2 separate regions of the Homo sapiens genome follow, and region 1 is linked to region 2. The links are chromatin contacts, found by Hi-C in ENCODE. All regions are on one chromosome and are shown on one strand. The core of a region is the stretch at or near the end of the contact, and the rest is flanking DNA. Distances in the headings are between cores, read along the strand shown.

The links. Hi-C counts contacts between places; a loop is a spot of excess contacts on that map. Pooled maps may share reads with other maps.
Region 1: a map of CD8-positive, alpha-beta T cell shows a loop between it and region 2 (13-fold over the local background). The contact joins the promoter of APLF here to the promoter of PAIP2B in region 2. A Hi-C loop is called at or near these places in 2 of 168 maps with a recorded cell type or tissue (CD8-positive, alpha-beta T cell and naive thymus-derived CD4-positive, alpha-beta T cell) and 6 of 50 pooled maps.

The regions. Positions count from the first base shown.
Region 1 is chr2:68,461,697-68,469,204 of GRCh38, forward strand. APLF (aprataxin and PNKP like factor) reads left to right here and starts at 5,889. Exons shown (of 10, transcript NM_173545.3): 1 at 5,889-6,131. The coding sequence starts at 6,036. It overlaps FBXO48 (F-box protein 48), which reads right to left and starts at 5,598. Exons shown (of 4, transcript NM_001024680.3): 1 at 5,515-5,598; 2 at 4,448-4,774; 3 at 3,144-3,482; 4 at 1-2,674. The coding sequence starts at 3,449. The coding sequence ends at 2,513. RefSeq lists enhancers at 4,679-4,738, 4,832-5,727, 5,728-6,622 and a silencer at 5,964-6,173.
Region 2 is chr2:71,222,585-71,229,385 of GRCh38, forward strand. PAIP2B (poly(A) binding protein interacting protein 2B) reads right to left here and starts at 4,519. Exons shown (of 4, transcript NM_020459.1): 1 at 4,344-4,519. RefSeq lists enhancers at 3,949-4,449, 4,665-4,804.

The DNA of each region.
Region 1 (7,508 bases), core at 4,639-7,138, 2.8 Mb before region 2:
ATCCTTGGACTAAACACGGAGGCTGGGAAAAACAGGATAATGTAAAAAAAAAAAAACAAGAAAACAAAAAACCCAGCTGGGTGCGGTGGCTCATGCCTATAATCCCAGCACTTTAGGAGGCTGAGGCAGGTAGATCACAAGGTCAGGAGGCCAAGATGGTGAAACCCCGTTTCTACTAAAAATACAAAAATTAGCTGGGCATGGTGGCGGGCGCCTATAATCCTGGCTGCTCGGGAGGCTGACACAGAGAGTTGCTTGAACCTGGGAGGTGGAGGTTGCAGTGGGCCAAGATCATGCCACTGCACTCCAGCCTGGGTGACAGAGTGAGACTTCATCTCAAAAAACAAAACAAAAAAACAAAAACAAAAAACTGCCCCCCACCCCGGCCAAAAAAAACCACACACTTGGTTGGAAGTGAGAAGGGTGAGTCTCCCTAATTAGGATAACTTCTATTAACAGATGATGATGATAGATTGTAAGGGGGCTGGACAAAAATAATAAACATCCATTACAAAAAAACAGCTAAAAATATATGTGTACATTTACTATTGTACACAGATGCTATTCAGCAAAATGCTTATAGCTTTAATTTTTCCCATACTTTGAAAATTTCCAAGTGCTTTCTTATCTTTTATGAAATAAAATTAGTAGGATACCTTTCTTTCTTCCTTTTTTTTTGAGACGAAGTTTCACTCTTGTTGCCCAGGCTGGAGCGCAGTGGCGTGATCTCTGCTCACTGCAACCTCTGCCTGCCAGGTTTAAGCGATTCTCCTGCCTCAGCCTCCCAAGTAGCTGGGATTACAGGCACCTGCCACCACGCCCGGCTAATTTTTGTATATTTAGTAGAGACAGGGTTTCACCATGTTGACCAGGCTGGTCTTGAACTTCTGACCTGAGGTGATCCACCCACCTTGGTCTCCCAAAGTGCTGGGATTACAGGCGTGAGCCATGGCGCACAGCCCCTTTCTTTTGTTAAGAGTAAATGGGCAGAAGAGAATGTTGTTGGGTCTAGAAATTATACTCTATGATCATCAGTGGAATTGGAGAGAAGACATAGGAAGAGACAGGCTATCAGTCTTCAAATATCTGGCAATCATAGACAGGAAGGACTGAATCAGCCTGGTTCTAGAGGGTGGAAGTGGGGCTAGAAGGCAAACGTTACAGAGAGGTGGTCTTCAGTGCAAGCCTAGACTACAACTGGACTGTTCTGTGACATAACAGAGATGCTATTAGTAGAAGTACAGGATTTCAGCTTGGGCTGGCTGACTGACAGTGTTCCTATTGAGAAAATTACTGAATAGTCCTGGACACTTGACTGCCTGATTTTCAAGGACTCTTCCAACTCTAAGAAGATAGTAGGAGACAATTAATTATCTACTGCTTGATTCAACATACAGAATTTGCATATAGTGGGGCATCTTTCTAATATTTGCCTATTTGTTAAATATTGGTTTCCTGGATTCTTATATTTAATGCTATAGAGAACAGTTTTTAAGAAGAAAACCCCACACTAACTAAAGCAGTTTGTAGACACTTTTTTACTATGGTGGTAACCACAGATTCAGAATAAACAATTTGTTATAGTGAGTAGCATATAATCTGTTTTTATGAAAAAAGAGAAACAAAAGTTTTTAAAAGTTAAAATAAAGGTTCCTAAAAAGTTATAAACTTTAACAAAGACAAGTGTTAAGGATTCTTTAGAATAACAGTTTTCTTTTTAATATGGAGAAAACAAAAAGGAGCTGAAAGTCCTTTGTCTTGCTATCTAAGAATAGCACACTAGATGGTGCTATAAGGCTGTCAGAAAGAGAGTTTTACCAGGCTAGTGTGGCATTCTGATGGTAAAGTGTTCTGGAAACTTTCCACTTACTTTCAGCTCCTGAGAGCCGTTCCAGGTTTATATAAAATTAATGGGAATCTCAATTGGACAAACTTTAGCCCTGAGATGACATTAACTTAAAACTAAACCACAGGCTTAACACATTAAAAATAGTTTCACTATTTGACATTTCAATCTGATTCCACTGAAATAGAAATGTTAAAGTCATTAAAATGTCAATGTATTAATTTAAATGTATTGCTATTAATTTCACTTAGCTAGTCTTCCCATGAGCCTAGTTATAACCACCACTTAATGAATCTTTAAGTCAGTTTAAAGTGGCTTCCTGAAATTTTGAATTATCATTAAGCTGAACATACAAATCACTCTTACATTTAGTATTGCAAATATATTAACACAAATACATGAAACATTGTATTTGGAAATCACTCTATCAGTATATTATTTCTTATAAAAATAACATTTCATGATTTTTCCACATTACAATAAAACCAGAAAAATTTTACTAAAGTGCAAAACAAAAATAAAGCTTTACTTTTATAATAGTTCCATTTCATTTTCTTTTAAAAAGGTGAACAACAAAATGAACGAATAAAGATATCGCTTTTGCAACCTAAGAGTCATTTAAGTTTTAAACTTTCAAAGACCTGAGATTTGTGATTTTTTTTCCCCTTATCTTTCCAGTTCTGCTTCTAGAATTTCCCCCCATGTATCTGCATCCATTGGGTACATGATTTTTTCTGGTAGGCTAATGGGAGAACAAATGTTGCTGTATCTGCCACTTAGCCATTCGTGTTTCACTTTACTCTTCTGGTAATTCCTCAGCAGTATCACCTGAAAGAGGTAAATCACCGTTAAAAAAGACTGTAGTAGGTGGTTGGTTAGTGAATGTGTTTAAAGCAAGAGAAGCAGATTGACAGGGCTGAAAAAAAGAGTATTTACATTTATATATACGTACATTAATAAATGTATGTGTCTGTGTACGTGTGTGTATGTATATGTGTATTTATACTGAGTGGCATAAGGTGAAGTGGAAAGAAGGAGCTAATTCCCTTCTGGTTAACGCAGGAAAATTCCCGAATTTAGAATTTTAAAAATGCAAAAGGATAAATGAAAGATAGTGTGGAAACAGTGTGGTTAGCAGGAAAAGACTAATAACTTTAACTCATTTCCAAGAGTCAACACACTGTCTGTGTTATTCTGCATATGTAATTCTGACTCCTCCAAGCAGAAGTTAGAATTGGCGCAAACCTGCTATCATAACGCTGTCAACAACACTGCAGATCGCAAAGATTAAACTTACCCTCCAGGAATAACCACTTTCTAGATCATCATCTATTTCTCTTCGGCACACAGCTCTTACAGTCATGCAGTGAGGTTTCCATAAAGAGTCACTGTTTCTTATTGTGTCATTCCAGCTCCTGCATGTCAATGAAGCCCTGCACAGACTCCGAATGTCCAGCTGACTGAAAATTTTAAAAGTGATTTCTGCAGGCAGCAGTTCAAAAAAGTTGTTTTGACTCTCATTTTTTTCCTTCTCAGCATCCACAGAGTTCGCTTCTGTGTGAGAAACTCTTAAATTATTGTTTCTCTTGGAGTTTTTATGCATAGCTTAATGTTTTAAGTTATCCTCATATGTAACCTAAAAGGCAAAATTTAAACATGCTCAGTCTCCAAATAGGAGTATAAATCCTACTTTAAGTCAGATGCTTTTTGGGTATAATTTAAGAACTCTTTCTTGACTTTAGCTTCTCAATCTGTAAAATGGGCCAATGCTGCCGCTCTCCTGAAAGTTCTTGCAAGGATTAACAGTGATAGTGGGTAAAATATCTAGTCTTGCTACATCTGAATTGCACATGGGAGGCACCCAACATGTTAGTTTCACTCTCACCCAGGCTGGAGTGCAGATGTGTCATAATAGCTCACTGCAGCCTCAAACTCCAGCCTCAAGCGATTCTCTTGACTCAGCGTACCCCGCCCCTCTTTAAAAAAAAAAAAAAGAAAAAAAAAAAAACAGAAAACCAAAAACTGTTTTACGGAGAAATGGTTCTTGCTATGTTGTCCAGGCTGGTCTTGAACTCTTGTCCTCAAGCAATCCTTCTGCCTCAGCCTCCCAGAGTGCTGGGATGACAGGTATGAGCCACCATACCCGGTACTTTTGTACCTTTGAAAATGTATATGAGTCAATCCTATTAAACTCCTGAATACTTGTTGTACATGGGAACTGATGCCTCATCATTAATTTGCAATTTGTGACTTAATCATAAACTTGCTGGACTTCTAGTTGTTTATATAAGAATTTTATCTACTTGTATCTTATAGGTAGGTAGGTGCTTACATTTGACACAACTACTATCTGAAATGGACAAGAAGATGAGATCTGGATTATGAAACAAAGTCTCAAATATTCAACTCAGTCATAAGAGTAGTGTTTTAGAAATGGCCCCTTGAAGCTATCCTACATGCATAATTACAAGCTAAGGATAATAGTCACTGAAGACATCAAGCAACAGTGAGTGACAACTGTAAACAATGTTTAGAACTCAGCTAGGTACAGTATGTGACTCTTTGAAGCCCAGATTTAAAGCTCAGTTTCAGCTAATTTACCTAAGGTGAATGGTGTAGGCTTCCCAAATCAGTTGAAAGCATGACTGGGTACATCACCATCCTTGAGTTACTTTTGTATATAAAGACAGCTTGTATTCACTTAAAATCAGTTTATTCCATTTTGCACTTCCTTTTATAACGGGGGTTGGTTGTGCAAGAGGAGAGGTTTGAGGTAAATACTTCTTTTAACTCAGCTGAACACAAATCTCTTTTCTAGACGAGCTACTCAGCTATGTTTTCGGACTTGCCAAGACCACGGTGGCTCCCATTCATGATCCAGATTAGCTGTGGTGGCTGGAACTGCAGTCTGTGTTCAACAGAGGTCTTCTTCTTGAGGGTTAGGAGAAGTAAGAAAGCAAACGTAAAAACGGGTGAGTCAAGAGCAAGTTTTTGCCATGCACCTTGGCCCCTCCCACCACCAATACAAACCAAAGCCAAACCACAACGTTCTTGAAAAGAATCTCACATTAGGAAAACGTTACAGTGCATTTAAACGTTACAGTGTGTTTATCCACTTCTCCCAGGATCTTACTGGGAGAATAAAATGCGTCCCCTTGTGGAATTCCTGTAACGGGAATGAAGGCTTTTGAATTTCACAGCAGGGGATACCTTTGCGAGTTTCTAAAATCCCACTAGGAATCTTTCTTCTACGTCCAGGTTCGCCTGGATGCCTGGAAACGACCCCTCTTCTGCCCTTTCTCCTTTATGAACTGAGCTTTCCTGAATTCTCTCTCAAGTGAAGTAAAAGCTCGTCCCCCTTTCAACTATCATTCGGAGGGATAGATCGGCGGCAGCGCAGTCGGAGGGGCGGGGAGCCCCACTCCGTCCAAATCCCGCGGGTCAGGGCTAATCACCCCACGTCCCGTCTGAGCCACCCTCCTTGTGTCCCGCGCGGGTTGCAGCTGCTGGAACCCAAGAACACAGGGCACTGACAAGTGACAACAACCGTCAGCGTTGACTGTCACTGCGGCTCCAGGCCGCGGAGGGAAGGCTGAGCTTGCGTCCAGGCCGCGTCCCCGGGAGCGTAGACACCTAAGCCAACGGGAACGGAAGACCCTTCTACCTACTAGGCCGCGGTAGCTTCTCCTCCCGCGATTTAAATCCACCGGAATTCGAATCCTTCCCCATAGCTCTTCGCATCCCGCCCACCTGAGTCCCGCCCTGCTCAGAACTCGCGCAGGCGCCGAGAGGGGCGCGCAGTGCCTTTGGGGATTGGTAGTTTTTTCCAGGGCGTCTCCGCTCGGGAAAGGAAGTGAAGAAAGCCACCAGGACTACAAGGCCCGGCGTCCTCCAAGATGGGAGGGAGGTGAAAAGGGTGTTGGGGAATAAGCCGGGGTTTTTAAACAGTAGTTTTGAGGCGGCGAGACTGGGGAATCCCCGGTTGCGTCATTAGTAGGCGTGGAGGGGCGGGACTCGTGAAGCTGCGCTGGGGCCGGGCTCTGAGAGGACCGGCGCAGCCGCGGGGAGCCTTTGAGGCCCTCCCTCGGTGTTTTTTCCCAGGGCGTGGGCTTGCCCCGCGCGTGTCTGTGGAGGGCGGAAACAGCGGAGGGGCCAGTCTCCTGGCGAAGGGGCCTAATCCTTGCCCGCCATGTCCGGGGGCTTCGAGCTGCAGCCGCGGGACGGCGGTCCCCGGGTGGCCCTGGCGCCCGGGGAGACGGTGATCGGCCGCGGGCCGCTGCTGGGAGTAAGTGTGGGCGGGGGCTTAGCGGACCCCGAGAGCCGTGGAGTTCCGCGCCGGCTCCTGAAGACCGGCCCTAGTCCTGGCCGGTTTCCCCACCGCACTGGTCCGCCGGTCCGGATTTTAGAAGTTTGGGGCCGCACGTTTTTCAGTTACCTTTAAGCCAATTCACAAACATTTCTTTATGTTGCTTTTAAAACACTGACTGTATTACCATTATTATCTTATCCAGGGATTGGCAAACTAGTGCCTGGGGGCCAAATCCAGCCTATGTTTGTATGGCCCCATGAACTAAGAATGATTCTTAAATTCTGAAATGTAAAATGTAAACAAAAAATCTACTAATTTTTCAGGGGGAATAGTTGCTCCAAGGGTTGAGGGTATTGCGGCTTGTCTTGTAAAGCCTAAAATATTTACAGTAGTGTCTGGTCCTTTACAGAAAAGTTTGCCAAACTGTGATATTACGTCTTCTAGGCTAATTTCTTTTAACCTTTGGTCTCCTTTGCAGAGCTGTGTGGACCTTATTTATTTATATTATTTATTATTTCCAGTAAAATGAGTAGCTAACCCTTCATAAGTAATGTGTATAGCGTTCGTGTCATTGGTCTAAGGAGACATTACCTATACCAACATCTTTAACTGTCTCAAGACCGTATCAGTTAGCTATTTTTATTATCCTCATTGTTCAGATGAGAAAATTGAGCCATACATACATTATTTAAAGTCCATACATAAGCTTTTGGACACATAATGCCACAAAGCTAAATATTCTCTACCTTCTTTGGGAGAGGTTTAGGAATAAGAACATTTGCATATTGCATTCTGGAATTCTATAGATCTCTTAAGTACATCTAGTTTTCTATTTTGTTCTTTAACATTCAACATTTCTTGTTTGGTGCTCACTGTGTAGAACATTTTGCAGATTCTAGCACTGTGGGGCATACAAAGATGAATGGAACATGGGTCCCTACCCTTTAGGAGTTTTCTCTTGGGACCGGGGAGACACCTGTGTCAGTGAGCTAACACCAAGGAGTAAGGAGTGTGTACTGTTGTCCTGGTTAACTTCCAGAGTCTAAATGGAACCATTGGTACTTGCCTTAGGTCCCTTCTGGGAGCAGGGAAAGGAGTGGTAGTTTAAGATTGTATTATGGAAGCTGGTCCTAAAGGGGTGTGTGTGTGTGTGTGTGTGTGTGTGTGTGTTGTGTGTTGTGTGTTGTGTACATGCACATGTGCATGTGGTAAGGTTATTGAGGAAGTAGATATTCAATTGCTGTTCATTTTTTTACTGGACAAGTGATTATTTAAATATTTAACATCATTTCTATTTTTTTCATCGTTTGTTGGCCTATACAAACACTGGAAGGAACTGTCTGGAGGCTTTAT
Region 2 (6,801 bases), core at 3,269-5,768:
ATATGGCTGCTTAGATGACTTTCCATCCAAGTTTACATTCAGCCCTCATCACCAAAGCTGATATGTGTGTGCCTCTTTCTTGCAACCCACCAGGGACTAACACATCATATACCACTTTTGGAATTAGGAAACAGGCTCAGAAGTCCAAGAGCTTGACCAAAGGAACTCAGTTGGTAGGTAGCAGAACCAGAATTCAAAGACCCAGGTCAGCATGATTCTTCTATAATATCCTGCCACTTACATGGGCAAGTGGCCTCAAAATCAACAAAAGACAAGTAGAGGTTGACATGTGACAATGGAGAGAGGCTCAAAAGGAAGTTTGTACACAAAAATACAAAAGGAAATGTTCTGGAAGTATGTCTGGGGATGTGAAGTAGGAGCAGGCACACCAGGTTTACCTTGGTCAAGTGAATCTATAATTCCAACCTGGGCCTTTCCCCAGAGCTCCTGACTTAGCTCTTATCTGTCTTTCTTAGGCAAATATAAAATCCACAGGGCAGGACCTTAATCTCCAGCTTGTTCACCACAGATTAAAGCAGAGTTTGAGGCTGGATGCAGAGGCTCACGCCTGTAATCCCAGCACTCGGGGAGGCCAAGATGGGTGGATTCCCTGAGGTCAGAATATCGAGACCAGCCTGGCCAACATGGTGAAACCCTGTTTCTACTAAAAATACAAAAATTCGTTGGGTGTGGTGGTGTGAGCCTATAATCCCAGCTACTTGGAGTCTGAGGCAGGAGGATTGCTTGACCCAGGATGCAGAGGTTGCAGTGAGCTGAAATCGTGCCATTGCACTCCAGCCTGGGTGACAAGAGCGAAACTCCATCTCAAAAACAAACAAACAAACAAAAACACAGACTTTTTTTTTTTTTTTGAAATGGAGTCTCACTCTGTCACCCAGGCTGGAGTGCAGTGGCACGATTCGGCTCACTGCAACCTCCACCTCTTGGGTTCAATAAATTCTCTGCCTCAGCCTCCTGAATAGCTGGGACTACAGGCTCCTGCCACCATGCCTGGCTAATTTTTTTGTATTTTTAGTAGAGACAGGGTTCCACCATCCTGGACAGGTTGGTATTGAACTCCTGACCTCGTGATCCACCTGCCTCAGCCTCCCAAAGTGCTGGGATTACAGGCATGAACCACCACGCTCAGCCGAGTCTGACTTATGGTAAGTGCTTAATATATGATAAATGAACAAACTGAATGAATGAATATATGATAACTGAATAAATTTATGAATAAATGTACAAACTATCAAATAAGCTAAAGAAATAGTCCACATTGTTGGGGAAAGGGGTTACCATGAAACAGACCCTAGCAGTCACTTACAAATACAGTTCATCTTCATTATTTGTGGATCCCATATTTGCAAATTTGCTTACTTGCTAAAATGTCTTTGTAATCCCCAAATACTTGTGGAGCTTTCAAGGTGACTTATGGATATACACATAGTAGTGAAAAATATGTCACTCCTTGCCCAAGTCCCAAGGTGACCCTCAGCCTTGTCTCAGCCCTCATACAAAGATGACCAGAGGACAGAGACAGCAGAGGGCAGTGCAGCGTAGTGCAAGAAGCTCTGGCTCTGGGGCCATCTGGACGAGTCTGAATCTTAACTCTGGCACCTGTTAGTAGAGAGGCCTCAGGCAAATCGCTTAACACTTCTGTACTTCCTTTATTTTTTGTAAGTAAGGAAAATTCAATCTACCAGGATGAGTTGTTTTTAGGAATTAATTTTGTAATCTGTGTGAGATATGTATATATGTATATATTTTCCCTGGGAACAAGGGTTGAATATTTGATAATTCAGTGTTCTTGGCAACTTTATAGAATATAACTACTGCAAATAATGAGAATTGACTATAATTATTTATAAAGAAATAACAGAGAAGTAGGCAAAACATTTGGATGAGGCAGAGGCAGGCTTCAAGATTTTGAAGAAACAGAATTTCACCAAGCACATAAGGTGTGGAAAAGGCTTGCAAGGAGAGAGAATGGTGCATACAGAGAGAGGTCCAGATGGTGGAAAAAAACAGGTAGGTTCAGGAAATGGCACTTCAGGAAGTCTAGAGCAGTAGGAGATGAGATCAGAACACAGTGCCATCGTGCTTCTCTGCACCCTGTATATACCTTCTACTGCAGAACCTCACTCTCTGCATTTAATTATTGGTTTCTAGTTCTCTCTTCCATTAAACTGTGAGCTCCTCAAGGTCTCTAAGAAGAAATCATAGCTAGAGTCCTCTAAATTTGCAAACAAGTTATTATTAAACACAAATACTCCCAAAAAAGACTGCACAAAAATAACTTTGGTTTTCAGCTGCAGTCACAGCAATTCACAACTGTTACAGATTTGCAATTTGTCCAGGATTTTTCTCTGATGACTGCTGTAACTCTGTCATAAACTCTTTTCCTTGTTTTAGACACCCAGACATTTGTTGGAACAGTTTTAAGATCTTACTCTTTTTAGTGTAATTGATTGATTGGTTGATTGACTGAGATGGGGTCTCACTATGTTGCCCAGGCTTGTCTTAAACTCCTAGGTTCAAGCAATCCTCCTGCCTCAGCCTCCTAAGTGGCTGGGATTACAGGCACACACCACTGTGCTAGGCTCTAGTGTGATTTATTAACAAGGCTTAAACATATGGTCCATTAGACAAGGCTGCCACCTCAGAGTAAAGATTTCTTTTAATTCACTATAATAGACTTTTTTCTTTATATACAAGATACAATTTTACCACAGTAAAATACAAGGAAGCATACTGATACATACATTACAAACAGGATAAAGAAAGCAATATAATTTTTTCCACAAAAGCTTGCAAAATCCTGGCCAAAACACAGTGAACATGATGTTAAACTCATAGCTTACATTTCTCCACTGAAAGCTAGGAAAAACAATTCCAATTTTTGAAAAGTCAGGAAACTAAGCACTGTGAGAATTTACAAGATTTTGTAAACCTGTATATTCTCCCCACCCCGATATACAAGTAGCCAGAGGAGCCTATCAGTCTTACCCCAACACTTCAATCTCCTCCAACCTTCAAAATAAAACCCTCACTGTCCAATATCTGAATTTATATTTTCAAACGTCTAAAATCTTAATCAAAGCTAAGAGCAGTGCATTAGCTTTTCCCCATAAAATTGTTGGCATAATTTTACTTAGGCACAGCATAGTTTGTACTGTTATCAAAAAACATATGGCTAGAACCGACATTACTAGAAACCAAACGAATATACTATGAAGGTGAAAAGGGAACAGGGAATGTTGTTTTTGGACAGATTCAATGCTGTTATTATCCCTTCATAGGTTGGGTGTGATCGAATCACACTGTGCTGTACAACTAAGTATGTTCTATATTTTATGACAAAGTAGGGTAGCCAGGCCCTTACACTACAAACTCCCAGAAACCCCAGTTAAGCTGTTTAAAGTATAATCCAATTCAATTTACTGAAAATAATAGTAACAAAATTTAAATCCCTTGCTTCTAGTTAGCCCTTTTCAACTGCATTTTCAGCAATTACCACCAAAAGAACTGCATTAGGACAAAGATTCTAGAGCGGGTATAATGGTCAAATGCCATTTGAAGGCAAAAACAGTCTACCAGGAACAAAACATTAAAGTTCCCAACCTTGCCAAACTCCCTGTTCTGCGTATTCTGCCTCTCTCAGTTCACCTTCCAGCTGCCTGGAAGAGGCAAGTGGAAAATGTTAGTTTTCTGGAGAGATGAGAATGGAATTTAGGGGTTGGTAGGGGGTGATGGGCTCACTCACGGACCGCAAGGCACAAGAGAAGTGGCGAACGTCTCCCAGGCAAATGAGGCATGAAGAATGAGGGCTGGAGTCAAGGGGGAGATGGAGCAAGTATAAAAAGGCAGAGGACGCGCAGGGGCCGCGAATAGGGGAAGGGCACGACGCGCAATCCCTCCCGCTCCAGCCCGGGGAGAGGGGCGGGGGATGCCGCGCGGGTCAATTTGCCTAGCATTGTTGCACCTGGGTAGAAATGGGACTCAGGCCAAGAATTCGGTTCGAGTGTTAGGAGGACGCTGAGGGGAGTCAGGAACTTGGGTGGGAGTCGGGGGGAAACAGAGCACCTGTGCGGGGGGGAAAGGGACGAAAACCCCCTATTGCTCCCGAGGGGCAGGGGCTGACCCCAGCGGACGCCCCTTTTCGCCGATGGCCGCGACGTGGGACCCCGCGCGCTTTCCCTCCCTACAGGAGCTCGGGCAGGCGCGTGCCGCCCTTCACAGCCCCGACGGCGGCAGAAAGGGAGGCGCAGGGCGCCCCCAGAGCCGGGAGAACGGCGTTTCCCTCGAGTCCTTTCCCCAGCAGCCCGGGCACCCGAGCCCACCTGGGCTAACCAGAAGCCCCTCCTTCAGATCGTACTCTGCCACTCCTCCGAGAGCTTAAGCCGTTGCCGTAGAGGTCGCCGTCGCCACAACAGTCTCGGCCTTTAGTACCAAAACGTGAAGCACAGCACCCGAGAAGCGCCACTACCACTTGCCAGGTTATCTCTTACTGCACACTGCCTCCTCGCCCCGCCCCCGAACCCAAGCCATTGGTTGCCGGGCACCGCCCCATTCGTCTATTGGGCCAAAGAAGATGCCGTTCGGTCACCTAGAATGGCATATGTGGTTTTTATTGGTCTAAATGTGAAGCAGTGCCCGCCCACTCCCTCAGAAGTTTCAGCTTCTGATTGGTTTTAATGTCTGTCTTTTCTCTTCCTTCATTTTTTTTTTCCTGTGGTGGAACACCTCCTTGAGGGAGATGCCGGCTCTGATTGGCTGAAAGGACGCTACGCTAGCCTGGGATAGGCATTGGGCCAAGGATGCGCCCGGCCCACTCGTGGGGGAGGAGACCAAGGCGCCGCACTCTGGGTTTGTTTACACAGGCTCTTGCTCCCGCTTCGTCTATTGGCTGAGCTGGAAGCCACTGCCACCGAGTTTTGCCTGTCAGCCTAGCAAGGAGGAGGGTGGGGGTGGGCCTCAGTAGGATTTCCCTCAGCTGTCAATTACCAAAGGAGGAGCTTTGATTCAGGCTGCTTTGGACCTGGTGCTATTCTCTGTAGGGAAAATTAAGGAATTGGGCTCCTTGGGAGGCTGGAAGGAAGCAAAGGGACGCTGGAAGGAAGCAGACGGATGCTTCCACGTTTCTAGAAACAAACCTAACTTCTTGAGTGCTTTAAAAAAATAAAACTTGGCCGGGCGCGGTGGCTCACGCCTGTAATCCCACCACTCTGGGAGGCCGAGACGGGCGGATCACAAGGTCAGGAGTTCTAGACCAGCCTCGCCAGTATGGTGAAACCCCGTCTCTACTAAAAATGCAAAAATTAGCTGGGCGTGGTGGCGGGCTCCTGTAGTCCCAGCTACTCGGGAGGCTGAGGCAGGAGAATCACTTGAACCCGGGAGGCAGAGGTTGCAGTGAGCCAAGATCGCACCACTGCACTCCAATCTGGGCAATAGAGTGAGGTTGCGACTCAAAAAAAAATACATCAATAAATACAAATTAAAATAAAACTTTATTGCCTCCCTTGGATTTAGAATGTCCAATCTGCTTGCAAAGGACTTCGAATTGTATTCCACAGGAAGTAGGGATTTCTTTGTGGAGCTCTTACTTTATACATTTTTCTCTCCCCCCCACCTCTCAAGCTGACTGTATACATGACACAAAGTTAGGGAATTGCAGAATGAATGGAAAAAATATAAAAATGAAAAAGATAAACTCAAATAACAATTATAAATATTAGCTGTATACTTTGATATGGTTTGGCTCTGTGTCCCCACCCAAATCTCATTTTGAATTATAATTCCCAATGTTGGGGGAGGGACTTGGTGGGAGGCGATTGGATCATGGGGGCAGATTTCCCCCTTGCTGTTCTCGTGATAGTGAGTGAGTTCTCACAAGGTCTGATGGTAAAAAAAGTGTGTGTCCTTCCCCCTTAGCTCTCTCTCCCTCTTGCTACCATGTGAAAACGTGCTTGCTTCCCCTTTGCCCTGATTGTAAGTTTCCTGAGGCCTCACCAGCCATGCCTCCTGTACAGCCTGAGGAACGGTGAGTCAATTAAACCTCTTTTCTTTATAAATTACTCAGTCTCAGGTAGTTCTTTATAGCAATGTGAGAATGGACTAATACATACTTCATATTAAATGATATAAGTAAATAAATAAATTCATTCAACAAGTATTATTTAGCATCTACTATGAATGTTCTAGGCTCTGATCATGGAACTGGGTATATGATATGAATAAGACAGTGAAGATGCACCCATGGTGTTTATACTGTAGTGAAGGAGACTGACAACAGAAAAGTAACCAATAAATAATAAAATGGTATGTTGTGAATAAATGCTACAAAGGAAAATAAAGCAGAGTCATGGGATGGTTGGGGAAATGGCTATTTTAAGTAGGATGGTTAGTTTAAGAGCTGTTTGAGGAAACAGCACTGAACAGAGATGTGAATAATGTGAAGAAGTGAAGAGTGGGAAGGGGCTAATAAGCAGAGCCACTACAGTGCACAACTCCAGGATCACTATTCACATTGCTCCATGTATTTTGAAGTTGTGTATTAGGTGTACATCCATTTAGGGCTGCCAACTCTGGTTTAAAGCTTTATTTGATTACATAATTTAAATGACGCCTGCAAGAAACATGTGTCTTTTAGAAAAAAAAAAATCTCTCTCTAGGATAGCATCCCCATACCCTCCACTGCTTCTTTCCCTGAATTGGCCTTCCGGTGTATGATGAGAGAAAGTTTACACAATCTCATAGGTTTGAAAAACAGGCTCTTCTGGTCCACGTGGTGTCCTTGAG